Regions from separate parts of the Homo sapiens genome. Here regions 1, 3 and 4 are each linked to region 2. Evidence: chromatin loops called from intact Hi-C (ENCODE). Cell type or tissue: Caco-2. All regions are shown on one strand.

Evidence for each region. Hi-C counts contacts between places; a loop is a spot of excess contacts. Peaks named below come from ENCODE experiments on the same cell type or tissue, not always from the same donor. Only the 100,000 strongest peaks of a DNase experiment are listed, where the experiment ranks them.
Region 1: a loop joins it to region 2, with 4 times the contacts of the local background. A loop is called at or near these places in 2 of 110 quality-filtered maps.
Region 3: it touches region 2 in a loop (7-fold over the local background); 7 of 110 quality-filtered maps call a loop at or near these places.
Region 4: a loop joins it to region 2, with 4 times the contacts of the local background. A loop is called at or near these places in 6 of 110 quality-filtered maps.

Annotation. Positions count from the first base shown.
Region 1 is chr6:147,638,797-147,646,796 of GRCh38, reverse strand. It overlaps a transcript of SAMD5 not described here. Among named protein-coding and RNA genes, the nearest start is that of SAMD5, 130 kb to the right of the region's middle. In Caco-2, no CTCF peak of the experiment used is centred here; a DNase peak (open chromatin) is centred at 4,246.
Region 2 is chr6:147,969,939-147,977,938 of GRCh38, reverse strand. No RefSeq gene overlaps it. Among named protein-coding and RNA genes, the nearest start is that of SASH1, 370 kb to the left of the region's middle. In Caco-2, no CTCF peak of the experiment used is centred here; a DNase peak (open chromatin) is centred at 3,928.
Region 3 is chr6:147,387,107-147,395,106 of GRCh38, reverse strand. It overlaps STXBP5 (syntaxin binding protein 5), which reads right to left. Exons shown (of 28, transcript NM_001127715.4): 28 at 4,634-8,000. It overlaps LOC124901421 (a long non-coding RNA gene), which reads left to right. Exons shown (of 3, transcript XR_007059802.1): 3 at 1-6,409. Among named protein-coding and RNA genes, the nearest start is that of SAMD5, 120 kb to the left of the region's middle. In Caco-2, a CTCF peak has its summit at 4,026; no DNase peak of the experiment used is centred here.
Region 4 is chr6:148,162,819-148,170,818 of GRCh38, reverse strand. No RefSeq gene overlaps it. Among named protein-coding and RNA genes, the nearest start is that of SASH1, 180 kb to the left of the region's middle. In Caco-2, CTCF peaks have their summits at 4,031 and 4,245 (motif pointing right); no DNase peak of the experiment used is centred here.

The DNA.
Region 1 (8,000 bases), 330 kb after region 2:
AATACATATAACACAAAATATATATGATCAACTATTTTCTATGGTAACCCAAAGTGAAATTTCAAGTTTATTTTATACACATTAAAAGAGATAAGAAATGCAGTTTTTTCTAAAGCATGATTACTCTAATTCTAAAAGAAATAATTCTGAATATGGTTTTATTTCTGCATATATTTATACAACACTACAAGTGCCACCTGAAGTTTTCAAATTACAAAGTTTTCTACAGATTATTGTGCAGTGATAACGATAAGCTCTCTAGTTTAGCATACTACAGTACACAAGTACTGTATCAAGCTGGATATTATTAAGCATGAGACATAAACAGGCCAATCGAAATCCTTTGAGATTAAGAAGTGATAGTTACCAATAAACATAAGTGGAAACCGAACAGGTCAAGAAGGATTGAATATTTAAGAATCCATGAAGCATAAACAATTGATGCAAATGTATCTCTCATTTTATTTTTTTGCGATAGGGCCTCACTCTGTCGCCCAGGCTGGAGTGCAGTGGCATGATCATGGCTCACTGCACATACCACCACGCTGGTCTATGAATTGACTACTCATGTTATCAGTAAGGCTTCCTTCCAGTCACCAGTAGAGTATTGGTACTTTAAGTTTTGAGGGAGTCAAAGCTATACTTGAATTTTTGACTGCACAGGGGGTTGGCACCTCTAACCCCCATATTGTTCAAGGGTCAACTGTGAATAGATAAGACTAGATAGATAGATAGATAGATAGATAGATAGATAGATAGATAGATAGATACATAGATAGATACATAGACAGACAGACAGATATAGAAATAGAGACAAAGATAACAGTTGACACAGAACTTGACATATACTAAGCCACTGGTAATGATCCTAGTCTATCACAAACTGATGATCCGAGAGCCAGTTCCGGCCCGTGGATGTATTTCATTAGATGGCAAAGTTTCACCTAAAAACCTGGAGTGTTAATTTATTGTGAAAGCAAGTCTTAAGGTCTGATAGCACTGGGTCTGTATTTCTCACACAATCAGCAGCTAGAGCTGCATAGGACCAACTCAACTCATATGACACTGAGGTGCCACAATTTATCACAGACCTCATCAATTCTTAGGTTTTCTCCTTGGCCTACTTCACCATTATCCGAGCTTATACCCTGCTCCTATATAAAACTATGGGAAATGCTTTGAGATGAAAAGTATTCACACACCTGTGCAAGATCATATGTAACACATTAGAATTCAATGTAACTTGCTCTTTTTCCCAGGATGGCCTCTGTGCTGAATCTGCAGTAAGTGTATAAATACATAACGTATAGAAAAATTCTATTATTCTAACATGGGAATCAACATTACCACCTCAAGCAGAGGAAGGGTCAATGTTCTTTTTGCTTTAAAATTATATTGCGTGGGCTTAGAGAAATGAGCTTGGACAGTATTTCTTGAGAATGATTTCCAAATCAGCTTCCATGGGTGATGCTGATTGGAATGTTTACCTTACATAGCCCAGGGGAGCTGGCCTTTGTTCAATTTCTTGAAAGAAATATGTCAGGCCCAGTGACCCCCAAGTGGCGATTGTCATCCCTCCTTGCACATGCCATCAACTGCTAGTGGCATTTCTTCAAATCAGTAAGATGTCCTGTCGTGTGGGGTTGCCCCAGCCTGGAAGTCCCACGGAGCCTCTGATTATGGCATCTCCTTGTTAAAGTCCGGGGATTCTGGCATTCCACATCTTAAGAAGCGGGCATCCTGCATGCTCTCTGATGTTTGGTTTTGTAGTGTCTTTTCAGAGAGTACAAAAACCTATCTGTGAGCATCCTGACCTCTGATTCTATGCATATCAAACCACAACCAGTATGCTTCAACAACAAACTCAAAATTCAGCGTCCCTAGTGAACTCTAATTCTGACACTGATCCTAATTTATTGTTTGACCCTGGGCTAATCCAAGGGTTTCCATGAATCCCATGTCTCTTGTGATGATTTGGAGAATTACTAGGTTAAAATGTGTAATACACATATACTGCAAGTTGTCACGGCAGAATACTGGGGAAAGTTTTCCATCATTCAATCACTATAATCCAATTGAAGGAAAAGCTTAAGAAGAAAAGTGACCTTGGAAAATCAATGTTTTCAATCAATGGAAATATTTGATAATATTTCTCCAAAAAATTAAGAAACTTTTTTTATCAAGTTCTAAGACTCTCTAATTATAAGTTTTGAAGACATACTGATGCATTATCTAGAAAAAACTTTTTCCTTAATAGTCTCACAGCTGAGATTGTGTTTATTCCTGCAAAAGTATTAGCTTTACAAATTAAAAAGCACATTAGATCAATATATAGAGAAACATTACTAACACAAAACAGTATAAGAATAATAAATCTAATTTATTTTAGAGACTTCAAAAATATTTTCCAAAGAATGTGAGTAAACTGTCTTTGTCCATTTATCTCTAATGCGTCTTGGAATTATATTTCCCAGGTCCACTCCCAACTCTCCTAAACCTAAAGCAATACATGAAGGCAAGTCCTTCCTCAAAAGTGTAGAATTCCAAGATTCCTCCCTCCTCTGATTGGGTTTTGTTTGTTTTGTTTTTTAAAAACAGTTTTCTAATTAGAGCAGCATTTCAGGAGCAGACACTTCTAGGCTTGGTGTCTACATTTTACAGTCAGTAAGAAATATTGTTTATAATTTCATGGAAGGTAAAACATTTCACCAAGGGCAAACATTCATCATGCAATGAATCAACATCCAGTCACCTCTATCCCCATTCACATGCAAATAACGTACCAATTTTCCTACTTGTCATTATGTATGACATTTAAATCCAGTTACTTTGGACCTACAACACTAGTTAACCCCAGGCAAGTTGAGATCCCAGACAAACCCTTGCTCATGTATTAGGAACTTATCATTTCTTTCTTTCCTGCCTCCCTTCCTTCCATCCTTTTTAGTAAAGACTCTTCTTTACCTTAGGACATTCTTTCTTTCTTTCTCTCTCTCTCTCTTTCCTTCCTTCCTTCCTTCCTTCCTTCCTTCCTTCCTTCCTTCCTTCCTTCTTTCCTTCCCTCTTTCTCTTTCCCTCTTTTCTGTCTCTTTCCTTTTAGTAAAGTCTTCCATAAAATACACCAAATTCTGAGTAACAAAATACTTCAGACTATACACTTTACTGGAGCAGAAAACCGCAACTTAAAATAACTTCTGATTGGTAAATAAGTGGTAAGTCTAATGAATTTGGGAGATTTTCCAGTTAGAGATTGTATTTCTCTTCCCTCTAAATGTTGCCACGGGGTAAAAGAAGTAAAGTTTAAGTCAGACCAGGCGGCCACTTTTTGACTACATCAAAGTCAAATGAAGGAATAGAACTACTACACAGCTGGAAAAAATTACCTTCTTTACTGTGTGTTTTAGTTGTTTTTTTCCCCTTTTTAACATAGACAATTAAGGGGAAAAAATCTACCCACATGATTGAAAGAACTGTGGAAGGCACATCTAAGCAAATATTTAATTCCTTTAAAAATTAATGGAACACTGAAGCCCATAAAAAAAAGCATATTTGAGTTAACTACAAACAAAAATAAATTCTTAATTTACAAAAGAAGCATTAATATACGGAATGAAACATCACCTTTCTGATTCACCAATAATTTCACATGCCCTTCAACGTGAGGATTTGCAGTATCAAAGAGAGGGGTCAAAGTGGAGGGTATGAAATAGATGTAAAGCAGCTGAAGTATTCCTCACCAGGATTAATAATGAATAAAATTGTTATTACAGTGTGATGAGTTTGCTAAATTTCTTGGATCTGGGGAAGTAACAGTTATTTTCGCAGAATTAGGCACACCTCAGTGGCATGTGCTTCTCAATTATTTATTCTGGGGTGACAACAGTGCAGATGGCAGCCAACTAACGACTGGGACCCTGTTCATATTAGCACTGAGGCCCTGCACCCCAGGCAGGAGAGAAGGGCTCCCATAGAGGCAGTAGGTAGGTCTTAGCCTTAGACAGAATGTTTACAGAATGAGTTTTGTGGTTTTGAAGCCTTAGTTTGGGATTATTTATAGTAAGACTGGGATTGCATAGCTATTAGAAAGAAAACAAAAAGTCAGTTTATATGCTTTCCTATTGATGTTTCAATAAAACACTGTTTTATTTTTCTTATCTGGAAAATGAAAGGGTTGGGCTAAATGGCCGCTGGCAGACATCTTTAAGAATGAATGTCTTTCAGGGAATCCAGAGATGACGAACTCGCAGTTTGAATGTAAAGGTCACATCTCAAGAATGTGGAACATGAGCAGGGTAATTCAGCCACTGAAATGACTTGTTCATCTTGCTCACTGGTATCATTAAAGTGGCACCTAACTTAGAGCTTTGTGAGACCTCTGGGATCATCTCATACAACTCTCTCATTTTACAGATGAGGAAACTGAGGCTGAGAGAGGCAGCACATCTACCAATGGGAACATTATTCGAGATCTTTTTCACAGCCCCTTGTCATATAGAATTAAATGCACTAAGACAATAGGTAGAATGAAAAGAACAAAAAGATAAAAACTTTTATCCAATTTTTAAAGTAAGAAAGAGGAAATGGACTTCTTAAAACAGAGAAATAATCACAAATGCCACAAACATTCTTACAGTGTGGTTGCAGTCTAGCTCATTATTTTCTTACAAAGAAAAAGAAAAAAGTTTTGTAATGTGTGTATAACAACCCTGTTGTTCACTTTCCATTAAACAAAAGAGAAAGTTTTAACAAAAGGTATAATTCATTACTTCTGGATCTGTATGAATTAAAGCAGAACAATAAAATAGGAAAATAAATCAAACATCTTCATGTTAGACTGTCATTGTTGTATGACAGAAAAAATAAGTATTCTAAGAATAAGATTTCCTTCTAAGCATTTTATAAATAAATTGAGGGGAAAATGATTTTAGGTAAGCATGAATTCAAACTCTAAAGAAACAAACAAGATTACTTCAAAACATTAAAAGTTAAGTTATTTAAAGTTTACAGGTAAAGTTAAAAGATTCTGTAACCACAAAGGCTTGGCAACAGTGAAGAAAAGAGCACAGCGGAGTTTTGAGACCGCTGGATGTTAACCATGTACATAACTCTTAAAAAGCTAAGATCTGAATCATCATTTAAAAGTACACACACTCGTTACAGACATTTTGAAAACTTATGAGAATATGGGCATACAACCATTAAACTTTTGAGCAAAAAAAAAAAAAAAAATTAAAGACAGAGAAAGAGAGTTAGTTTGTTTTACAAGGCAAAAACCAAGTTGAAAAGGTTGTCCTGACATGCAAAATGTCTGCGACGTGCCCCTGCTTTCTCTGGCTGTCTCCTGAGCACTTCACTTTACCAGGTACAAAAGGTCCATCTTCCAAATAAAGGTCAATTGCTCCATCACATATATTGTGATGAGGGTCCTTTGACTTCACCGTAGCCAATGAAGCCCCCAAATTGAGCTCCCCAGCAAGTGGGCAGAAAATTTCATCATGTGCTGCCGAAGCCCATTAAAATGAAGAAATGTGAGAAAAGAAATTCTTGGAGGAAATCTTCCAATGTTGGACATCCATATTTGAATCAGATATCTTAATTGCTGGAGCTGGGCATTTCAGGAGGCTCTCATATGAAGAAGAATTTAGAGATTGGGTTAAAAAGCTGAGCTTCTGAGATCCTGTGTCCCACCCCATTCAACAAAGCAATCACTATCCATCAGTGTCCAACCATTGTTAACGTCTACTGGATGTTAAAGCAGGTTTACAGAGGATTAAGGAATCAAACTTACTATTATGCAATTTTAAAGTTTCTACAAGAGTCTAGCGAATTTTCAAAGGGATTTTTGAGGAGGTGAGGAGGCAGGACAAGGGAAGCTAACATTAAATTAAAAAATACTTAATTGCTAAGCAACAAGATAAGAATCTAAGTGATCTTAAAGACAAAGTCCTCAGGTCTAACTTTGTAGGTCAATAGCATTGATGCACAATCTTGCAAAGCCTGTGGCTGTTTGGCTTGGCAACTTTTCTAGGTGCTTTTCCACTTTGGTATTGAGGAAATAGCATCATCATACAATTTTATTTATTTTAATAATGATGCTTCCCATTGAACCTGTTTTAAATGGGATGGGACTGGTTTATTTGGGTAAATGTTGAAGTTAATAATATGTCCTTCTTCAATATGTGAGAAAAACTTTAGCATTAACCATGCTTAAGGCTTCCTCCTTGAATCTTGACTAGATTTTGCAGACTTCTGCTTAATTTTATGTCTGTTATTCTTTTTTTTTTTTTTTTTTTTTTTTTGCGACAGAGTCTTGCTCTTGTCACCCAGGCTGGAGGACAGTGGCGTGATCTCAGCTCACTACAACCTCCACCTCCCAGGTTCAAGTGATTCTCCTATCTCAGCCTCCGGAGTAGCTGGGATTACAGGTGTACACCACCACACCCGGCAATTTTTTTTTTCTTTTTTTTTTTGAGATGAAGTCTCACTCTGTCACCAGGCTGGAGTGCAGTGGTATGGATTCTCAGCTCACTGCAACCTTCACCTCCCGGGTTCAAGCGATTCTCCTGCCTCAGCCTCTGGAGTAGCTGGGACCACAGGCACGTGCCACCACACCCAGCTAATTTTTGTATTTTTAGTAGAGACAGGGTTTCACCATGTTGGCCAGGATGGTCGCGATCTCTTTACCTCGTGATCTGCCCGCCTCAGCCTCCCAAAGTGCTGGATTTACAGGCATGAGCCACCGCGCCCAGCCGTCATTCTTTACCATGAAGCTTTTTAGCCATAATGTGTGTGACGGCAGCTGAACAATTCAGATTTCAAATTACTCCTTTCTCCCATCTCTACCTTTAAAAATAACTTCCAATATTCTTTCCCTTTACAGTCAGTGGCAACCTGTTCTAATAGAAAAGAAAAAAAAAATCTCAATTAGAAATTGCCCTTGTTTCCATATGGTTATTAAAAATGATCTACACTGAAGTTTTTAGAGCATGACTGCCAACCAAAACAGAATGGATGTTCAAACTGATCAATCTGAATAACTCTTATCTCATGATTTACATGAAAAATTCTCCCAAAGAAAGATGCAGAGGAAACACAGGCACCTTTTTCAATGCTTCCTAATCAGAAAGGCAGCAGTTAGGAAGGAACACAAGCCTTATGCTACCCTCTGCTCTTGCTATTCTTCCAGGATTCCTGGCTAACAAAAGAGGAGAATGTTGCTGGGACAGGGGAGGATGGAGATGTAGCACCCACCCCTTGGGAGTGAAGCCCGCTGAGATGAGGATGAGCCATAGCTCCTCGGGGACCCCAGAGCTGCAGCTACAGTCTTTCTTACTCATCACGGGCTGTGCTTTGAGGGATCTGAACACAGCTATGCACAAAGTGTATTGAAAATACCATTCACATGCATAAATATATGTGTGGGCTACATAGAATAAAACTTTAATATCCTATCTTGGATACATGTATATTTTCATAGACCAAATAATGAATAATGTTTCTCATTTTAAAAATTATCTACTTCATTAATTGTTCTTTTATATTTTCTTAATTCATACAATTATAGTATTCTGCTTAGACTACATCAAATTGAAACCACATCAAAGCTAGAAATTCTGGCTTCCTGTCATGGATTCCAAGACTAGAAAATTCAAAAAAGGTCAGAAAATGAATAACTTTCATTTGCCAAGTACTCGCAATTTGCAGTTTAAATAACTAACTCCGCCTTGTCTATCTTTAGAATCACAATAGATAGCACAATGCCTGGCACAGAACTCACCCAGGTCAGCCAAAGTCTATATATCTGTCCTAACTTTTCGATCTCATTGGGAAAAATCAGCCAGTATTTGATCTGATACAAACAAATTAATAAACATATTAGAAAACACTAGCTTACTAAGTCATTATCTAGTAAAGAAATGTATTGTTAAATTTTTTGTCAAAATCCATATTACAGGTAACACAAAATCAATTTACTAGCACTGTCTCTGAATTCCAGAAGT
Region 2 (8,000 bases):
TAACGAAGCCCCTTAGTTCAGGGCAAGGCATCAGGCTTCCCCTTTACCTGCCCAGCGGCTGTAGGAGGCTGAGGGCCCTGGGTGTTCTGAATGCTTGCTCCGAACAAACAAGAAAGGTCTAATCTTCCTGTGGAGCCAGCATGTTCAACAAGCGACCAAAGCAAACTCAGGTGAAGACATTCTTCCGGCTACCTCTCCGCCCCATCATCTCCAAATCAAACGCTTCTTTCTTGTGCGTGCTTCTCCAGAGAGCAGTGCAGCCAGCAGACAGAGACCAGGATTTCTTACACAGCCACTGCTGGATACTGGGCGAAGTCAGCCTCACAGAGAATCTATGTTATCCTGTGCTGACTGTGTCAATGTGCTTTTCTTAGTCTGTATCACTTAAATAACCTCTACTGACATCAAGATGTCTAATTTGTAGTCAATCAGCCACTTCCCTGGTTGTAGATGAAATCGGTCTACATATTCCCACTTGCTACAGGTTGGCGTCACATAGAAATAAGCATCCTCCTCTCATCTATGGGTCGGGGACAGGGCAAAAAGTTCTCATCATTCAATCCCTTATTGCCAAAAGCCTCAAACACCATTCTTTGCTCTCAGCTTCTGCCCTTTGAGCACGAAGATGAGATCTACCCCAAGTCTCCTCTGTTGACTTCCAAGCAGTCACTTGAAAGAAGCCTTATCTTAATTAAGTCAAAACCCCTAGTTGTCCTTGACCAGGCTATGCCAAAAGCACACTGTTAGGCTAGCTTGTCCTTTAGTGTAACCTGCCTTGAAAGAGGAAGCTGTTTAGAGGTCCAGAGAATACCCTTCCTTGTCTCTAAGATTGACTTAAGATTGTTTTAGAATTGATCGGAACGAGAACACAAAGCTGTAGAATCATACTATGCTCCATTTGGAGAAAGTTGGAAAGCTTTCAGAAGTGTTGATTTGAAGAAGAAAACATCTTTGGGTGCAAATATTTAAATATAACACTTTTTTTCTAAGTGATTTATAGTTCTTAGCCTTTCATTGAATTATTATTTCCATTTTATAAATGAAGAACTTGAGGCCTACTTTCTTCTATATTGGCACTACTGGGTTGGGAATGTGCCCGTTGGCACTGTGGGAAGACTGGCAGCTGCCACTTCAATCTGGTGGTAGGCTCTGGAAGACTCAGCCTTCGGGCCTCCAGTTCCACTCTTGGTTGGCTAAAGAATTATCCAACGAATCTTCCTCTTTCTCTGTCCTGAACCTTCCCTTCTAACAGTATAGGTTTTCAGAAATCTGATACTCAGTCCAAAAGAGCATCCTTTTGGAGGAGAATCAAGGCGTTAGACACCACGATTTGAGCCACTGGAATGACAGCCAATTGACAATTTCTAGAGATTTTGTGAGCTGCTTGACATCAGATTGGTAGTTGAAAATTGGCTACTTTGAAAATATTTACACCACAGGTATCAGCAAATGCTACAAATTGGATCTTCCTTCTTATCCCAGGATCCAGCTGTTCAACAGTTAATAGCACACCACTGAACAGAAATACAGCAAATGAGATAAGAAAGGCCAAAAATGGAGAGTCTCCATCCCTAGATGCTCGGAACCACATCTATCTGAGGAAAAACCAGAAAATTCCTTTACAAGCCAATAAACAAAAAAAAGCAGATGTGACCAGATTGGTCCATTTTTAATTCTCGGCATCATGGTGCATTTTAGGCTTATTTTTAAAATTTTTACAAAAGTAGTAAATGAATATATTCTCATTGCAAAAATCATTGAAATAATATAGAAGTATATGGAGTAAAAAAAAAAATCCCTTTCCATCACCTTCCCATTTACACTGCACTTCCCAGAGAGTTCCTCGTCAGTTGTGTGTACCCTTCCAGTTTTTATTCTATGCACCCTACAAGCACATGCACACACACATCCACATATTTATATGCACTCCTCTGCATTTTGTACTCTTATAAAATCTAGTCTGGTGAAGGTATTCAAAGACGCTGTTCCAACCTACAATCACCAAACCTCTTCCCATTAACTGAAGCTCATTCTCATTTGAGCAGAGATGATTTCTGCTCACTGCACATTTACTCTATTACCATTAATGCTTAAGGACACGCTTGAAAAATTCTGAAATATGTGATAAACTGGTATATTTTTGGTTCCACGATAAAATGCCCACTTCAATGCTGTCTATAGACCTCCCCATCATTCCAAACATAAATTAGCAACAAATCACTTGAAGAAAATATAATGACAGAGATAATAGGCTTCATATGTAAAAATCAATTATTATGAAACATTTGGGGGCTACTTTATATAAATGCCTCATAAAATTGGTTTTATTTATTGATATTTCAGGAAAACAACTATGTATTTGAGATGCCAATTATATTGTTGAAAAATATTATTAATTGCCTGGTGTAAAATAGGATCATCATCTCACATGATATAAATCATGGAAAGTATTTTAAAAACTGTAAAGTGCTACACAAATAGTAGCTACTGATGGCCTGCATAAAACAGATAGTTGTTCTTTCTTTTTTTGCATATATTATTAAATGGGCTGTATATCGAGCGTGCATTCCTTATGCTTTGCCATGTTTCACACGATTTTCTCCATGTAAATGTTTATTCCTAACTCAGCGAGCAATTGTTGTGCATTATGCATAAGCCTTCAACTTTCAATATTCAGATAACTTAGAATTTCTATATATAATTTAAATTCCCTTCAGACAAATGACTCTCAATACATTTCAGTTAAATACTGCTAATTCTCAGGTTATTCAGGATAGGAAGAGTGGGCTTGGCAAGAACAATTCAAAATAGCTGATAATGCCCATGCATTTTTCAGGATGTGCCACATCTGTCCCGTGTGGATCTGAATAATCAAGCATTATGTTAAGACTGATTATTTCCCCTGTGGCCATGTGAAGTCCCCTGGCAGACACACATCTTCCATTTCCTCCTCGGTGTTCTGTGTTTGGCTTAGCACAATCCACTAAACACTATTAAATGAATAACTGTGAAGGTAATAAAAACAATAACCAAACCATTAAATGTACTGAAGTCCATTCAAACATGTAGGGTCACTTGACATTTCTTTTATTCAAAGGCTATTTCCTAAATGTCCCAGTGACCATTGAGCATTTGTTTCACATCCTCATGCTGCTAGTGGCATCTACATTTAATGTCAAAATAGCCACCTACTCTTCAAATAGAGCGACCGCTGTAGCTCCAAATCTTATAGCCTTAGGAAATGGATGCAAGCATTGATTTGATAGACTGAAGTTTGTGCTTTTCCCCCTGTTAAATAAGCTCACCCTTTGGTAGCAGGCACTTAAGGGATTCCCCAAATATTTGCACACATTTCTGTCAGATAGCATCACCGTCACCACATGATTTAAACAAGCATGTATTCATCACACTTAAACCAGATGTCATCTGAGTAGATGAGAAATGAATCATTTGCTCCTGAGAGCTTGTTTATTTCTGGCAACACTTTCCAGCAGGGATTGTATAAATGAACAAAACAATTTTCTCATATCTCGATATGAGGATGAAAGTCCAAATACTACAGGAATAAGCTTTCCTCCAAGGTGGTGTTCCTTCAAAACAGACTGTCTTTTCCCTACAAAAAAGGGACGTGTGACTTCCAGTCTTGGGGATGGAATCTCTCTTTGTGGCCACCTCCAACATAAAGAATCATTTCCATTGATTAAAGAGTAGCTTCCACCAACCAAAATGTGCCAGGAATGGTGGGCTCAGCATTTTGTTAACTTATCTCATTTAATCCTCCCGACAACTTTGGAACAGGTATCTCCTCTCCATTTTACAGCTGAGGACACAAAGCTATAGAGAGAAGCTGAGTAAATTGCTCACGGATTTCCAAGGATTAAGTATGAGACAAATCAGTGGTTCACGCCAGGGCTTTTGACTTCAAAGCCTGTGCTACACTGCTTGAAGTCTCAGATTCTGGGCTGATAACCTTTTGGAGCCTCCTGTTCCTTATTTGTCGGATTAGGGAGTTGGGCAATAGAATAACTAAGAGTCTCTCCAGTTTTAGAATTCTAAAAAAAATGTGAGCACTTCCCACCATATAAAACAGTTTATATCACATTTTTGGTCAGTTTGCACACATTCGTAACCTACATCTTATAAATATGCAGGAGGTTAGCCTGTCAATAAATAAAATACATCCTGGTGGTTTTCCAGTTTGATTACAATTCTTAGACAAGAAAACAGATGGCAACAGCCTTTGTAGCGCAAAACCTTGGGAATCAAAAAAATTTGTAAATTTCATTTTCTGAGTAAGTTAGGCCAAATGATCAGGGGAACACTATGTGGTTCTAAGTGCCATGGAGAATTATCACTAGGGTTACTTTACAGTTCCTGAGGCAACTGAATGGCTTAAAATAATGACTCTTCTAATAATGAGGATAGAACAAGAAAAGAGAGATGGTGAACAAATGATTGGTGAGGACTGCCATTCTGCAATATTAAGGTCTTCTTGATAAATCCTATAGATTCAGGCTAGCTCCCAGGTCAGAAGGTCATGATTCAGTGGCCAGAGGAACTGCGGTGTCAACTTTAAATGATATCTCTCCCTGCTACGGACCTGGGAAGAGGTGGCATTTAAAGAAAAATATAAAATATCACTGATGCCCTATATGCTTATATCATCACCTGCTTCTTTCCTTTGAGGGTGAGGATGTAAAGATCAGAGGACCTAATCCATATAGAGTTGGCTGGCAAATGAAAGACCTTCCAAGAGCCACACTAGCGATAAGGAAAATGTGTGTCCCTTTCAGAAGCTGTTGCAATCTAATTTATTTCCTCCCCATGATGTGCCATAGATTTTAGAGTGCTCTTCTTTTTTCATATTCAACTAAGAATGTCCTCCTCCTCAATTTTGAAGATATCTCCCTATGGGATAAATTGCTGTTGATCAGAAAAAGTTTTCTAAAAGTTAATATAATGTTACAGAGTACATATGAACAGAGGCTGTGAAGGTAGCATTTATGTCAGGGTGGTAAGATTATAGGAGAATTTATTTCATGTTTTATATTTCCATTGATATGGCAATAATATTGTTTTAATCATATATGCAGATGTTGAGGTGGGAAAAGCTAACATGATTAATGTAAGTTGATTGGTAACAACATAACTCCCACACGTGGCTCGCCACAAGCAAAAAGTAAGTCCCTATTCTGTGTGCTCTCTGGGATCACCCATGGGAAGGATCTGAATTTCTGACAGTCTTAAATGTGACAGCAGCCTTTTAGCATGTAGACGAGTGCAGTAATTTGGCAGCAAACTCAAGACTCATGCTCACCAGACTGGTAGATCAGAAATAAATCACAGATGTCACACATGTTCTCTTAGAAGGGAGAGAATTGATAAGGTGCCAAATCCCATCACACCCACGCCGTTCTTGTTCCAATTGATAGAACCTCTCACCCTTGAAATTCTGACAAGTACTATTAGGGAAAGAGACTCTAACTCATATCTCTTCCTGACTCTTTATCCATCTTTCCAAAGAGTGTCTATCTGAGCTCAGTCTCAGGCTCATTTAATTATGACATCTGAATCAATACTTCATGCTAGCCCCAGACTGCACTGGCCTGCTTGGCAGTTTCCAATATCCAAGACAGCCCTTCTAAAAATGTTCACCTTCTTATTTGAAAATAAGGTACCTGCCTTGCCATTGGGTTTCTTTATTTATTTTTAATTTTGAAATCAGTCATTACTTATAGGCCTTGCAAGATTTAACATATGTTTCCAAAAGCAAATATGGCATTTTCTGAACTCAGATTCGCTTTCTGCCTCTGAAATGCTAAGCCAGAGACCACAGAAATGGAAATGAAACTAACACCAATTTAAATAAATTACAAGCTGACAACAATCTGCCTCAGTGATGTTTTAAATGAAATGTATTAACTGCAAAAATATCAGAATGCCTTGGGCTATCTTAAGAGACTCCATTTTGACACTGGGGTAGGTTTTTAGATATCTACATATAAAGGAACATAACATGAGGGAGGTTTAGAAATAAAAAAGGTTGCTCAATAATGGTTTGTTCTTAGTCTGTTCTGTCTGCTATAAAAAATACCATAAACTATGTAGCTCATGAACAGTAGATTTATTTCTCATAGCTCTGGAGGCTGGGAAGTCCAAAATCAAGGCAGATTCAGTATCTGGTGAGCTCTCACTTACTGTTTCGTAAACAGTCATCGTTTTCACTATGTCTTTACATGGCAGAAGGGGCAAGGAGGTCTCCTTTATAAGAGAATTAATCCCATTAATAAGGGCTCTATCTTCATGACCTAAACACCTTCCAAAGACCCCATCTCCCAATACCATCACTTTGGGTATTAGGATTTCAATATATGAATTTCAACTTATGAATAAGATCAATTTATCTACTCATATTTATTGCACCAATCAGGTTCCAAATCTAGCATATTATGCTGAGGTCAGAATGTCTGTACATTCTGTATTCAAAGAACAGCTGTGGTTATGCTCTTAGAGCATAGGTACTGGCCTAGAATCAGAACACTTAAGAGTTGTCCTTGATCATCAAATCTGCAAGCTTAATGCAAATCACCTGGAGTCTCAATTTCCTTGTCCATCAAATATTCAGAGGGAGAGAGATCCTAGGATGTTGAACCTTTAAGTTGGAAAAGTCTGTGATTATAAGAACATCTCAACGGTGCATGCTTAGCCCTTAAAATGTTCATCAAGGAATTTTGGTCCTTTCTATATGTCTAGGCCTCTAGGTGGCTCCAAGCTACAGGCTTATATGTGTATATAAGGTAAAGTCCTATACATGTCTCTAAGGTATAGGCCCCTAGAAGTCTATGTACATGGTTATAGATCTATATATATCTATCAAAGATCAGCTTCTAAGGGCCTAAAAGCTGCAAGCCAATATGTGTCCATAAAGTGTAGGCCTAGGTATGTCTACAATGTTTAGACCTAGGTGTGGCTATAAGGTATGAGGTAATGCTTGTCTGTAAGGTTTAGGTTCATATAAGTCTCAAATGTCTTGATAATGTCCCAAAGGGAGTCGAGGAATTAGTTAAATTACCTTGATAAGATTTTATCTAGTTTTTGGACTAAAGATAAACTCTACAATTATACTATGAGGAATAAAAAAGACAGGAACAAACAATCATGCACATACATATACATATATAAAATTATTTCTTGGAAATATAAGGAAGAAGTCTGTACAAAATACAGATTTAATAATAAGTAAGTTCTTTTCATTGTTGGGAATTGAAAAGGAAAACATATAAAATCTTTTTAATGAAGCTTTGTAAGCTGTTAAATCAAAATCAATGGTTTGGTGACTGTTTTTAATGCTCCTAACAAAAAGAAAAAAAAACTCTTTATATCTTTCCCCTGTTAGCACTTAGTCTTACTGCCACTGGCAGGACTTAAATTCTTTAAGCTTAGCCTTGTCCTAAAGGAGAAATAGCCATTATGATTTGTTGCCTTTGGGAATGATGTGTGATTGATGAGGGCTCAAATGTTCCAATGAGGGAAGTATGAGGCCAAATACAGTTTGACAGATGTCCCAAACAATAATATTAATAGTTTACATTTATTATTGTCACTATCTTTTCAAATGCTTTGATTAGATTCCCAGTGTACGTTATGTACAAAATATTGTTTCTTGTTCATATTACTATGGTCATCTCAATGAGGCAATCAAAACCCACATGAAAAATTCTTCACAAAACACACAAAATATCCCAAAAGTGTTTTTGTGGATTGCTGCTTTTTATAGCTTCTATTAACTAGGTCCTGACAGTGCAGGGCGTGTCACTAAACATTTATGAATGACCACAGAATAGAACTTCATCTCATTTACTATATGTGCACATAATAATCTTTTATGAATCCTAATATCTTTCAAAACACATCTTGAAAAACCTACAATTTTTTTGGCTTATAGAAATTGCTGAGAAAAGATGAGAGAAGAACTCTATTTTTCTGCTTTTAAACTAATT
Region 3 (8,000 bases), 580 kb after region 2:
TCTAAATTAAGATAATTTTTATATTGAGATATTTTATAAAGAATCTGTGAAAAGTATGTTAACTATGCTATGACTAAACCTCCAAAAGTATTTACTGTCTATACCAGATAGGAAAAAATATGCATATATGAATTTAAATATTGACATGGTTAGGCTTTGTGTCCCCACCCAAATCTCATCTTGAATTGTAATCCTCCTAATCCTCATAGTCCCCAGGTGCCAAGGGAGAGATCAGGTGGAGGTAATTGAATCATGGGGACAGTTTCCCCCATGCTTTTCTCATGATAGTGAGGTGTCACAAGATCTGATGGTTTTATAAAGGGCTCTTCCCCCACATTTCACTCTGCATTTCTCCTTCCTACCACCTTGTGAAGAAAGTGCCTTGCTTCCTCTTCACTTTCCACCATGAGTGTAAGTTTCCTGAGGCCTCCCTAGCCATGCTGAACTTGAGTCAATTAAACTTGTTTCCTTTCTAAATTACCCAGTCTCTGGCAGTTCTTTATAGTATGAAAACAGACAAATATAAATACATTTGTTTTAAAAAACAAATTTCCAGGTACTGGGATTTGGTTACAGTTCTGTTTTGAAAGGTAACCAGAGTAATTTCAGTAAGATCTTGTATCCTGATGATAGCTGGCAATAAACGCATCCTGAGCTGGCTCCCTGGAGTAAACACACAACAAAGAAAAAATTCAGTTGAAACGAAAGGTGCTTATGAAATTCAAAGACATTTTGATCTTCATTCTTTTATTAAAGATAATGTATCAATTTTTATCCTGATTATAGCAGTAATAATACTGATTTGCTGATCCTGATATAAGACTTGCTATTTGTTCTTCCTTATTCAAATATATCTGATTCACAGAGCTTCTAAACGACTAAGATTTTTAAGATCATAAATCTTTGTGTATGCTAATTGTTTTTCTAATGATTTTCAGACGTTATTACATTCCCTACAGTGGCTGAGGTAGGGAAGGCTAGTATTTAGATCACGGTTTTATAAATAACAAAACTCAGGCAAATAGAGGTTAACTTGGAAAAGGTCATTGGTATTGCTGGTAAACTTAGGGACAGAATTCTGGTCTTCACACTCAGACAGACGTGCTTGGCATTTGAAATGAGCTCTATATAAATGCCCACTTTTAATGCACTTAAATACTAGGCAAATGGACTTGTTTAATAATTAACCAATAATCACAGATTGAGTTTTGGTTATCAGAAAAAGTGAAAGTTTCCAATACTAATGTTATATAATAGATGTTTATAATCTGTAAGAATCTATATAATCTTCCTAGAATGAATTCATTGCTCTGTTTGTCAAGATGAGTTTTTGTTAGGAGAAGCATACCATATATTGATTAGTGTGTTTCAGGCACAAATTTATAAAGATAAGTCTTGGCTCTCTAATTCACTCTAGTTCAAAAACAGCTTAAATAAGAAAGTGAATATAAATTTGTAAGAGGAATTAATGCAAACTGCTCTAAAATTCCAAACTAGCATTTAAGTAGTCTATACTTTCATGTATATATTATGGCATAACATTTATAAACATATTCGTGACAGTCCCACTGCATGGGAACAAATTTGAAAAAGGATGGGTCCTATTGCAGGTTCTACTCTCTGGCCCAAGGGTTCAAACGTCAGAGGGTGTGAGGGGCAAAGTGAGGCTACAACGGGAGTGAGGTTAGGAGGGGATACCCCCTTCGGAACGTTTTAGAAATATGTGTGACTTGTCTTTGTTCTTCTTGTGTGTAACCTCAGCATTTGCATATTGAAATACTTTTTTAAAAATTATAAATTGCTTTCATTTCATATCTCTGGCACATTAGTTCAGACACTATGTTGATTTTTAAAAATTGAATGTATAGGCAAGCATATTATCTATAATTTCATTACCAGATAGTAACGGAGACATCTAAACCATGTGATACAGAGAAGACACTGCTTCTAGGGCATTGCTCTACATCAGGGTTCTCAGTAAGTGTGGTTTGCAGACTGGCACCTTCGGCATCAGCTGGGAACTTGTTAAGATACCAATCCTCGGGCCCCACTGCAGGCTTACTGAATCAGAAACTCTGGGGATGTGATCCAGTGATGTGTTTTCACAAAAGTTGTGTATCCAGGAGATTCTGATGTTCAAGTTGGAGAACCACTGCTTAGACTAATGGTATCTGCAGTCACATTGTTATTAAAGGAACATGGAGGTTTTCACTTTCTGAAATGTGTGGTCTTCTAACTTTTGTACTCATGCAATGCTGTAATTTCTGGGCATCTTTGATCTTGAAAGCTAAAACACCTGGCTGGGTGTGGTGGCCCATGCCTGTGATTCCAGCACTCTGGGAAGTCAAGGGAGGAGGATCGCTTGAGCCCAGGGGTTCAAGACCAGACTGGACAAGATAGTGAGAACCTGTCACTACAAAAAAATGAAGATAAAAAACTTAACTGGAAGTGGTGAGGCACATTTGTAGTCCAAACTACTTGGCAGGTTGAGGCAGGAGGATTGCTTGAACCCAGGAGTTCAAGGCTGCAGTGAGCCATGATTGTACCACTGCACTTCTGCCTGTGTGAGAGTGAGACTGTGTCTCAAAAAATAAAAAAGCAAGCTGGATAAACACCCTAGTGAAGCAGCAGTGTGTTCTATCCAAACATACTCCTGCAGTGCTCTTGGGAGTTACAATTCTCAGCCTCAGCACAGTATTTCTTCCATGTACTAATGTGTTTTGCTTTATCTGCTGATATTTTGAGTGTCTGGAGGTAACAAAGAGTAGGGATGGCGTTATTGTATTTACAAACATTATTTACAAATCTACTCAGTATTTAGGAGGGGCCCTGGGAAACAGAGGGATTGCATTATTTCCCTGCTAAATGGGCAAAGAAAAGTAGTTAGCTAAAATAAAACATACTAAAGAGTAAAGAGAATTGGGGTGAGAGGCATGGGGGGCAGGAACAGAAATGAAATGGAAGCAGCAGAGAGAAGTGGAAAGAAAGGTTCAGAGTCGAACTCAGCCCGGGAGAGATGAACAAGGAGGTCTCTTGTTTGGTGGGACACACACACACACACACACACACACACACACACACACACACACTCTCTCTCTCTCTCCTTAATAACTTTAAATGAAGTCCTCAGACTCCCTTCCTTTGCTACTAACAGAATATTCTATTTTGTTGGAACCTTGTTAAATATGTATCTTACTTTCATGCTGTTTTTGAAAAGTTATTAAAAAAAGAAGCTATGGGGTTTTGTTTTTTAAAACAGTATAAAATCATATAAAATGACTAAAACTAAATGTTAGAATATTTCCATAAGTTTAAAGTTAACAGAATATACATTATTGATATTAAAAAGACAGACTGAATTTGAAAAAAATAAAATGACAGGTAAGTATTTTCTTATTTAAAAGATGTTTTAGTCTAAAAAAAGCATTTTGAAAGCTTTCCTTAAGGTACCTAGGACAAAACACTTTTGTACAAAAACTGAAAAAAGCATAAAAATGGGGCAAACATACAATTTTTAAACTAATGGAAGAAAATCAGAATCTTCCTGTAAACTCCTAGAAAATCAGAATCTTCCTGTAAATTCCTATGAAGGGTTACAATGACAACTTAAATTTTTATCTAAAGCAGTGGATAGCACTGTACTATTTACACAGCACATACCCAATATAATGTTCTTTAAAAAGGCATGACCGGAGACATGAAGACAATCTTCAGTTTTTAAAATTTTATCACTTTATGCCTCTATTTCCTAGAAAGACACTGAAAAATTTTTTGATAATAAACCAGATCACTCTACCAAATGATTTACATAACTTTATAATACCTTAGGAACATATTATCTGTTCCATATCTAAGAGTGTTTAGTAACTTTCTGGATAAAAAAGTATCATGAAAATTATCCTTTGGAAAGTCTATGTTTTTTTCCCATGTAAAATTGTACTGCAACGCTTCTTGCTAAAGGCTCACACAGTGAGACGAGACTGCCACCATGTGGGATAAGCATGTGTCACAATAAAAAATATATATATTTCAAAATCAAATAATCCTTCAATGTAATAAGAGAACTACTACGTCTTTTATTCTAAAACACAACAGAAACAGTGGTAAGTACTGTTTGGTCTTCTTTACATTTTTCAAGATTCATTAATGTGATACTCATTTTTCGTACAAGTAGTTGGACACTGACACTCTGTGGAAACTATCCATATCCTTGCTACTCAAAGTATGTTCCAAGACCAGCAGCATCTATATTAGCTTGAAGCTTGTTAGAGATGCAAAATCAGGCCACACCTCAAATGCAATGAATCAGAATCTGTATTTTAATATGATCCTCAGGTGATTCGCGTACACACTAAAGGCCAAGAAGCATGCACTCAGATTTCATTCCTATTCCTTAACTCTCACCCTGTCTCCTTTACTCTCAATCCACCCAACACAGGGGTAGGTGTTTTTCACCAAAAACTCCAGATAGTCAAGAAAAATATAGTTGGTATTACCTGAGTTATATGATTAGCTTCACTTTCAGTAAATGTGGGAATCTATTTTTTTAATCAATTATTTTCTTAGGTTATTAATAGATTAATTCCATAATTCAGAAAAAAATTAGAACAAATTTTCCAGGAAAAAGGGCTTGTTTAGTTTCAGGAGAGATTAGAGTATTTTATTTTGCCCAATCAGAGCCCTTCAGCATAAAGAGACATTCATATACATATATATGAACATTTTCCAGAAACATTAATTAATTTATAATACATTTTTTAAAATACCAGCTTAACGGTATTTATTTACAAAAATATTTCATTACCTAATTTTAAACTTTTTGCTGTGATGACAGTTTGTAAAGTACAGGAATGCAAAATAACTACAAAGTTTAACACGTTTTTAGTGTTTCCAATAGTGCTTTTCTTTTTAGATGAAACAATACACAGATTTTTTTTAAACCGTATTTCAAAATGCATATTCCAGCAATTACCTTTGAGATAGTTACTGGGACTGAGCAAGATTAAATAAAAAGTGCAGCAACTGAAAAACACCTGCAAGTTACAGTTTAAGGTATACACAAGCTAGAGCTCTATACCAAGCATGCTTGCCCCTGAAGTGGACAATGTTAGAAAAACTTAATCTTGCTCTTTTTCATATTGTCTTTTGGTAATGCATTTACAATGAACCAATAGTATAACTAGAAAGCAAAAGTGTTTTTCTGGTTCTAACTATCATGTGGAATAGAGGTCACACCTAAAGTATCACAGTACTATTTATTTACAAAAAAAAAAAGTTAAAAAAATTAAAACAAGATTTACCCTCTTTGCATTGCTTTCCATTGCTATGTTGATTGTATTTTCAACTCCTTACACTGTCTTCAGTTGAAGCAAAGTTTAGACAATACAAAACAAATAGCAAAAGTAAATAAACAAAAACAAACAAAACCAACTACCAAATAAATAGGATTCCATTGCCATTAACCTATATCCATTTGAAATGCCTGAATCAAACAACCTACAATAAATACTGGTTTATTTACATGTCATACACTATAAAATTTTAAACGATAAGCCTCATTGTAAAATACTGGCAAAACTGACATTCATGATTTTTCTGATGTAAAGAATAAAATAAAGAGACCACTTACATGTAGCCCTGGACTACTGTACTGAATTTGTAAATGAATTGTGCCTATATTGTTAAAATTAATTTGACTGTATTAATAACTGAAGAAAGCAATGTTATAACCCTGGTAATTGGGAAGTTATTAAAATCATTTAATTCATCTGAGAAAGGTAAGCCAGTTTTCCCTTTTTTTCTTTTTTTGGTTGTTTTTGGTTGCAACAACTGTTTTCTGTCTACAGAACCTTTTTTAAAACTTCGGAGGCAGTAGTAAAATCATTAATATTCACAGGAAAAATAATTCCCATAGCACTTTACAAGAAATTGATCAGAGTGATGAAAAGTGCAATTAACAAAAGCTGTAAACAGTATCTTCACATTCATTTTCAAATGAAAAGAAAAATCTGTGGGCATAAATTTCAATCCAAGAGAACAAATACCCTAAAAGGGAAAAGAAAAAAGAAGGACATTTAAGATATAGGAGTGCTTTTTTCCCCCCAAAGTAAATACAGATTAAAAAGTCTAAGAATGTTGATCAAGTATCAAACTGATAAGGAACAAATTCTATAAACTACAAAATAAAAACCTTCATTGACAAAAATACATAAACTCTGTTTTCATTTTTGGAAATTTATTTTTAAAAAAGGTAGAAGAAAATACCTGGAAAACTATTTTAAATATATATATATATATCTATATTTTAAAACAATAGTTAAGGTAGGCATCCAACAGCAAACTGAAGCTATTGAGAAAGATCTTGCAATTATTGTTGTGGGCATTTTCCCCCAAAATAAAATTAATATTTGAAAATGCTCAATAGAGGGTTTTTTAAAGCATAGAAATGATATCTTTCCTGTTCATGTGTGAAGATTTTTAAATGATGTATGATTTTTTAAAATTAATTGTATCTCGATATGAGATACCAGTATTTCTTATTATAAGCGTAAAACATAACTTTTTGTATGGATAATATACATACTTTTTAAGTACTTTGACTTAAACTTAACAAGTTCACCATTTTAAAATTAAAGTACATTTATAAAAATTCCATTTTAAAACTAAAAGTATATTTTCTAGCAGTATGTATAAATATAACATGTTACTGTATGATCTTAAAACAAATCTGAAAGTGTTGCAATAATTTAAGACCAAGAACACTGAAACATACAGCAGATTATTTTACTATTTTTTAAATCTATATAAAACCCTATTAAAGGTTTTAAAACTGATCAGTTTATTTAAGGTACAGCTAGCAGCATATTCATGATTTTGGTATGTTTTATACACATGTATCACTTGGTTTAAACTGAGCAATGTGGATTAAATGATAATAAAAAGTTTTCATTACCTAAAAAAGTGCAGAAAAAATTCAAGTTTAAAGTTCAGTGCTCTTTATTTTGCTGAAACAAATAAAATCCCAAAAGTTAAAGTGTAAAATAAATCTTTGCCACAAAAAATTTACCTTTGGATATAGCTTTTCTAATGTCACATGAGAAATGCCTTAAGCAAAACATACATGGAAGATAGAACTCAGGGTAAAACTTTGAACTCCGTGGTGTCTTCCACATATTCTTCCTTTCCTCAGCTGTCTCCCCAGCACCCCTGTAACCTAAAAGTATGTAACACTTTCAGACTTGTTTAAAACACTCACATATCTACATGAAATCGCTTCAGAGGAACCTACAATTAAGAAGTTCTAAGCCAAAAAAAAAAAAATTGCTTCGTTCTTTAAACTATTGTACTTAATTAAATTGTAATATACTTACACATAATAACATAGACAAGTAGCAGCATTTTTCACATCCATAAAAAATCAAATGGAGAAGTTAGTAATAGCTCAGTCGAATCTATAACCATTTTTTTGGAAACACTTTGTACAATTGAAATGCAAAGCAAAAGTGTTAAGATGATGCAAAACTTCAAATGGATGTAATGTACAGAATTTGTCAGAATATAAGATTTCAAATAACTTTCTCAGCAAATACATATGGATTTTAGTTTGAAAACTGAAATGAACTGGATATATGGTACATACAGAAAAACCACTTCCTACTTACAAACTACTAATCATGAATACTTCAGTGATTTTAGAGTCAAGGACAAATGCAACAAAAACAATGAGGATATGGAGAGGGCACACAAAAATCTTTCATTTTTCTGATATTTTCTATTTTGACTTTTTTTTTTAGTCAGTTTTCCTGAAATCGTGGCTTGCTGGTGACTATTACTTTCTGTATTTAAAAAGAAAAAAATAGAGATGTTACCTCTCAAATTACAGTAAATTCCCTGGGTTAGTTATTACTGTAGACTGTCTCTTATCTACAGACAGAATCAAGTATAACTCTGAGAAGCTTATTTCCTACACTCAAACATACTTTAAGCTTTCTAATCCTAAC
Region 4 (8,000 bases), 190 kb before region 2:
CCTAGACGACGGGTTGATGGGTGCAGCAAACCACCACCACGGCACGTGTATACCTATGTAACAAACCTGCACATTCTGCACATGTATCCCAGAACTTAAAGTAAAAAAAAAAAAAAAAAAAAAAGTCTTTCCCTAAGTTAATGTTTACCAAGCCCTCACTATGAGGCAGGCACTGTGTTAGTTACTTTCCCTATAGGGTTTCAGTACATGATGATAACACAGTTGTGACAGGGTGGCAAATAGTATTGGCCTTCTGATAGATGAAGACAGGTTTGGGACAGGAGTGACATATCTGGGTGGGTCAGTAGGTCTGTCTGATTCCAAAGTTTCTGTGCTTATCAGTAGCAATATGCAGCTTTTAAAGAAGGGGCTGAAAGATAGCTAACAAAACACCTCTAGACAGTTCCAATTAGGGTTATATGTTTTTAAAGCACTCCCCAAAGGAACAGATTGTGTTTGATGATTCTAGCAGGAAAATGAGGCGATGATCTTGCTAACAGATCAATGTGTGGGGTCATCAAAGTTTATTGTGGATCATGTTTTTTTTTTTTATGAAATGAAAGCCTAAAATAGACCTTGTCAAGAGTAAGTTTCAACACCTTTAAGTACAAAAAGCTTCACTTTGCTGTCATTTGAACTTCTCAATTTCATATTTAACAGGACAGAAACAATCAGAGATGGTTCTGAGTGTGGAAATCTGGCCAATAAAGACAGTTTGTGAGGAGGCCAGGCTGGCTGTTTCTCCAAAGTTTCTAGAGCGGTCATGCCTATTAAATTGACTGCACGTGTGTTGCATAGCGTGCCTGTACTGCTCAGAAAGGTGACAATGACTGAGACAGCATTATATCTATCCCCTACATTTGTAGCAGACAGAGCCAGAGAAATCTTCACAGCAGGGGATGTTACCAGAACAATATAAAGGGAGCCTGAAGAATGACCACAGTGCTGCTGGTTTCCAGGCAATACTAGCAGCCGACACATCAGAGTTCAGCGCCTTAAAAGGAGCTACAATTGGTGTGTGCGAGCAAAACTGTCCTGGGATGAAAAGGTAGCGCCAATGAAAGCACTGAGCTTTGCAAACGGAGGCAATGGTTACCCCTCCCCTCCCCAAATTTACGTATAGACACACATACGCGTGCGCACACACACATAGAATTGAGATAATCTTCAATGGCATTGTCATGTGTTTAATATTTAGCTCCTCCATCTAGATCACTGTTGTTTGTCAAATCACCAATGTACAGAAGGCAGGAGGCAGCCTCCATGGCTTCTCATAAAACCTAACATGGAAGCATTCTCATGAAAATGTGTACTGATGAAGGCGATCAAGAAGATAAAATAGTAATGGATGTAGAAAAAGAACACTACCTATCTTGGCAAGAACCGCTCTGAGTTGAAAATAGGTTAGCACTGGCGGTGGGGTGAAATTAGGGAAGTAAAGGCAAAGCAGAAACCGGGAGGAATCGGAGCATCTATCTACCCATCCTTCCTGCAAGGAGTCTCCTGAGATGTTTCCGTAACAAGTTTGTCTATTCACAGTAGGAGGCATTTCAAACTGATCTGTTTGAGGATGCATTTAATTACTGTCATGTTGATAATGAAGCGTCTTCTCACCCTCCCACCTACAGACTTAATTGTATGTACACCCATCTTTTCTTGTAACCTCACTTCCAGATATCTTTCCTTCCATTCAAAGCTAATTTCAAATACTCCCCTGTTCCTCCCACTTCCTCTTAGAGCTTTCACCATTAATTATTCCCTTTCCTGTCCTGTACTTGGGGGGGAAAGGCTGTCACACAGAGATGCCCAGAAGAATCTGAACAAACAGGCCTTGCTCCGCTTCCCCCAGTTTGTTATCATTAGATCATACCCGTTTGTCCTCCAATCATACTTCTGCAGGACTGTCCATAAAAATACACAGATATCCTCATTTCTTTCGGTCTTTATTTTCGAAGTCTCCTGTGTCAGGTAAAAGTTAGGTTAAATAAATCTCTATGCTTTCCTCTTGTTAATTTGTGTTTTGTGATAGGGGTCTCAGCCATGAACTGTGATGAGTGAGAAAAAGATATTACTTTTTCTCCCTCCTAGCGCCACACTTCACATAGTCACCCAAGACAGAAACCAGAGCGTCATTGTCAACACTTTGCAATCAGAATCCATATTCAACCTGTCACTAAACCTTGCTATTTCTACCTCTTTAAGAGCTGAGTAGCTGTCTTCTCCATTTCCACTGCCTGCCTCAGGATATGACCATGGTAGCCAGGATTTATGGAAGACTTTCATAACAACTCTTTTTCTTTCTTTCTTTCTTTCTTTCTTTTTTTTTTTTTTGAGACAGAGTCTTACTCTGTTGCCCGGCTGGAGTACAGTGGCACAATCTTGGCTCACTGCAACCTCTGCCTCCTGGGTTCAAGTGATTCTCCTGCCTCAGTCTCCCAAGTAGCTGGGATTACAGATGGCCATCACCATGCCTGCCTAATTTTTTTATTTTTAGTAGAGACGGGGTTTCACCATGTTGGCCAGGCTGGTCTCAAACTCCTGACCTCAGGTGATCTGCCCGCCTCGGCCTCCCAAAGTGCTGGGATTACAGGCTTGAGCCACTGTGCCTGGCCGACTCTTCCTGATTCCAGTCTTGATCCCTTTGCATGTATCCTCTCCCTTCTTACATTTCTATTGCTCCCAAAGAAGTGAACTGAAACTCTGGCGAAGTCACTTACCATCAACGACCACTCTCCAGGAGCATAACAGTCAAGCTTCCTGACATGGAGCAAAGGTACTTTTAGCATGAGCCTTTCCCTGACCTCTTCAGGACAGCCACCCTTGATTTCCTCCCCATGCACCTTACATCTAGTACAGCAAGCTGCCGCCAACCCTGTGCACAGACCTCTGGCATTGCACCTACCAGGCCGTTCTGTTCCTGTCTTCTATTTGACTCCCCTCAGCCTGAGCAGATGCAGGTGAGTGATTCTGAACCTTCAGATCCTTATGTCTACAGAGAAACTGGTACCTAGTAAGTGGTCAATACATTTTGGCTCCGTGAATAAATAAGTGAATATTCGATTCTCTTCTGACTGCTGGGGATGGCCTTATCTGACAGCTAACGTCTAAACAAGTTTCCTAGAGTGATTAACACAAGCAGGCAAGGATGAAAGAAAGAAATGCAAAACACAGTGATCCTGAGGCCCAGAGAACCAAAACAGGGAAGGGCAGAGGGGTGGGGACACGGCAGGGAAAGTGCCTGCTACATGGGTCAGCTTTGCTCTACACACCTTGGTTGGTTCTCTTTGAGATCTAGTTTTATTCATATAAGAAATCATTTCTTTAAGTTCAGTGCCACATATGAGTTTCATTATAGGCCAGCAGAAAGCAATAAAGTACCCTGGAGACAAAGTAATAGCATGAAAACGTGTGGAGCTATGGTCCAGCTTTGTATTTGAATAAGGACTATATTTAACACAAAAAGAAAACCTCCCAGGACGGATGCGGTGGCTCATGCCTATAATTCCAGCACTTTGAGAGGCCGAGGCAGGCGGATCACTTGAGGTCAGGAGTTTGAGACAAACCTGACCAACATGGTAAAACCTGGTCTCTACTAAAAATACAAAAATTAGCCCGGTTCGGTGGCGCATGCCCGTAGTCCCAGTTACTCGGGAGGCTGAGTAATATTTTATTTTGTTAGCCCTATTTCATGCCCATTTCTTATGGATTAATTTAAATTCCAATATGCAAGTGGTAATAATATGGCCATTGGTAGTCCCTTCTGTGAATCACAGATTTTACAGTAACGTGGAGAAACAGGCATTTCTTCATCTTCGATGTCTACTTGTTTGGGAGCAATTTATCAAGGAGACTGTTGAACCATCAAGAGTAAATTGTGTACTTTGGGGTGCAAACTGCTAATTGCTAATGCATTAATTAAAAGATTTCTTGTGCTTTTTTGCTCCAGGAAGCAAAGCCTATACAAATGTACCCAGTCACCTTTTCCTGACCTGCCCCTGCTCCCACCCCTTCTTGGATATTCGGAATGAGAACACGAAGATAATTTGTATGCACATTTCTGACAACCATTTTAGGGTTCTGTAATGATAAAGAACAATTAACAAAGGCTTCCCTGGCATTGACTAACCACTTTCTGGGCAAATGGTTTAATTAACGAAGAGGCTGCTTCCTTTGGTTTAATCACACAGCATTTAAGTAGAGGCCGCTTAGGCAAATAAAAGGCTGTTATTTCTTTTGGGTATTTTGCTAATGTCTGTCTGTCCACAAGATGGCAGTAAACGTTTGATGAGTTTCTATGATAACTTTAGTCTTTTGTGTGTAAATGTGTGTGTATGGAAGGGGTGGGGGTGAGACTTCCTTTAGAAGAAAAATTTTATTTATTTGATGTTTTACATTGTTTTACACTTTATGTCAAATACGTCTACTAGTATATAATTAATTTAAAATATCTTCAAGTGGGTGACAGTTACACTGTTTATCCTAACAGTTCAGCTGTGTATCCTAACAAAAATAATATCGTCTCCATCTCAACTGCATCTAACAAAAAGGATGAACAAAAAGTTAACATTTGATTATGAGAAATTAGAGAGTTCTAACTTTACTGGCTAATAACTTGGAAATATATGAACAAACTGGTTCATTTCTGAATCCTAGGTGAGTGGGTGCTATAAGCAAGAGTTGTGGGTACTATATGCAAAAGTGAAACACACTAGGATCTTCTCTGTAAGAAGCTTTAGACCTACAGAGACTATCCAAGTGAGTGTGTTCACAAAATTGTTATACAAGCTAATGGGTGACATAAGGGAGATATGAATGAGAAACTGTGTCACTAATAGTAGAGGAGAGATGATTTTTAATTGGTGGGAACCAGGAAGGCATTCTTGGAAAGTGGGGCACTCAATATTTGCTCTCACCTAGGAGTGGGACCCAGACTTGTGAGTTGCCTGCACATAGGTGTGAGAGTAAAAGCTCACCTGGACAGGTGAAGAATACCTGGGGATGAATAGGTCAGTTGACTTGGTTGCAAAGTGTATCTAAAGGGTAGGATTGGGAAGAGTGAGCTTGATGGTTGAATGTGAGTTTTAGAAGTTTGGATTTTTTTCTGGAGGCAATGGAGGATCACTAAAGGTTTTGAGCTGAGAAGGAGCCTAGTGGCAGTGGCTCAGAAAGAACAGCCTGGAATCTCTGCAGGATGTATTGAGGTGGAGAGACACTGGCTGTGTGATAGTGTGTATAGGTCTAGAGAAAGGTGGTGTTATGGTCATATTCAAGCTACAGTCCTGAAGCAACGACCATTAACTTCATTTCTTTAGGTGATTTTCCTCATTCGAAAGCAAAGGCTTGGACGAGGTGGTTCTTTTCAGCTCTAAAAATTACAGGCCTGGCTAGGATAATAGCAGGGGTATGGAGACAGGTGAATGGATGCAGGAGAGATTAGCAAGGCAGGCAGAGAAGCACCTGGTCTCTGACTGGAAAGGGAATGGAGGGACATTGGAATGGAAGCTTGGCAGGAAGCAGAGAAGAGAGATAAAGGCAGAAGAACATTTTATGCAAAAGAACATTATATGCCTAGAGTCACAGTGGGATTGTAAGTAGAGAATGGCAACGCCAGCTATGTGAAGAATATTTTCAGATTTGAACACTGGCATTATTTGTAACAGTTAAATCATAGACAAAAGAATTGTTTAAATGTATCTGAAAGATTTGGGTAAATTATCTGAAGAGGTAGCCGAATACTGTCATGGAGGTTTCCATTCCTTTCTTCTTGATACATGTAGTATTCAGCACACATAACATTGCCAGAGAAGGCAGAAAGGCTCTTAAATGCAGTATTGGAATGGACACAAAACAGGCAGGTCTTTGTATACAAAGATGGCTACTATGGGCCTCATAGGAGCTGGGCTCCCAGCTGCTTTCCTGCTGGTGGTGACCTATGAGGCCCAGGCCACCACGTGTGCTCCCAGAGCCACAGCCACCGGGAGTGTGGAGGTAGCACAGGCTTCATGAGTCATCATTGAAGACCCAGTTCTCAGTCCCAATGTTATCTCAGCAACGAAAGCAACCCAGTGGTGGGGGTTTCTCTCCACCCACTTCTGACTAGATCGTTGTGCATAAAGGAAAAATGTGAAGTGAACAAATAGTTATTGGGGAGTGGATTCAAAAGTGCAATTTCCAGAGCAGTCACAGGGTAAGATCAGGCAGTTTCAGGCTAATCTCCAGGACCACAACACTGGATGATGACAGCTGATGCCCAGAGAGGGGTGACTATGGTTGGAGGGTGGACCCTGATGTGCCTTCAGATTGCCAGAGATTAAAGTCTTTGTGATACTGCTCAGTGTTCTGCATTGAACGTGGACATTTTCATTTCATGTGCTGAATGTAGTGAATTCATTTCTAGAATGTTCAGTTTATCAGCATATCACATCCTCAACCTTTCTGCATCAACAGGCATTTGCCATATAATGAACATATATGTGTATTTGTTAAGACAGGAATTTATGCCCTTTAATACAGGAAGCTAAAACATTCCTAAGTAGGTTAATTTTACAGTAAAATCTCTGGCCATCTTCACTTCCATGTTTGTATTTGGAACTGCGTATAAATCTGCATTTGGTCTCCAAACTTTCTAACATCTAAAATCCTTTTCCTGAGAGTCTGAAGTGATTCAAACATCAGGGATTGGAGAAAAGTAGGGAGTTTGAAGACAAATATAAAAGGTAAGATCACAGCTTTGGGAAACCACGAGTAACTTCAATTTTCTAATAACAAAAATATTAACTATTCTTTTACTACAAACATTATAGAAGTACTATACAACTCTTTCTTCTTCTTCTTCTTCTTTTTTTTTTTTTTTTTTTGCCAAATCCAGTTTTCTTTCTTATTTTAAAAATACTAACGTAATGGTTAAAAGCAATATTTTCTACAATGTGCTGAGAAGTTAGTAGAAGATATGGCTATGAGGTTACTGAAGGTATAGGACATAAGAAAAAGAAATTCCCCAAGGAAGCAAGGACTAAAAGTGATATGGTTTGTCTGTGTCCTCACCCAAATCTCATCTTGAATTGTAATTCCCATTGTCCCCATGTGTCATGGGAGGGACCTGGTGGGAGGTAATTGAATCAATGGGGCAGTTACCTCCATGCTGTTCTCGTGGTAGTGAGTGAGTTCTAATGAGATCTGATGGTTTTATGAGGGCCTTTCTCCCCTTTTGCTCACTATTCTCCTTGCTGCCACCATGTAAAGAAAGACATGTTTTATCAGAGACTAGGATTGCAACCCCTGCCTTTTTGTGTTTTCCATTTGCTTGGTAGATCTTCCTCCATCCTTTTATTTTGAGCCTATGTGTGTCTCTGCACGTGAGATGGGTTTCCTGAATACAGCACACTGATGGGTCTTGACTCTTTATCCAATTTGCCAGTCTGTGTCTTTTAATTGGAGCATTTAGTCCATTTACATTTAAAGTTAATATTGCTATGTGTGAATTTGATCCTGTCACTATGATGTTAGCTGGTTATTTTGCTCGTCAGTTGATGCAGTTTCTTCCTAGTCTCGATGGTCTTTACATTTTGGCATGATTTCGCAGTGGCTGGTACCGGTTGTGCCTTTCCATGTTTAGTGCTTCCTTCAGGAGCTCAACAAAGATCAAAAGAGCAAAGAAGGCCATTACATAATGGTAAAGGGATCAATTCAACAAGAAGAGCTAACTATCCTAAATATATATGCACCCAATACAGGAGCACCCAGATTCATAAAGCAAGTCCTGAGTGACCTACAAAGAGACTTAGACTCCCACACAATAATAATGGGAGACTTTAACACCCCACTGTCAACATTAGACAGATCAACGAGACAGAAAGTTAACAAGGATACCCAGGAATTGAACTCAGCTCTGCACCAAGCGGACCTAATAGACATCTACAGAACTCTCCACCCCAAATCAACAGAATGTACATTTTTTTCAGCACCACACCACACCTATTCCAAAATTGACCACATACTTG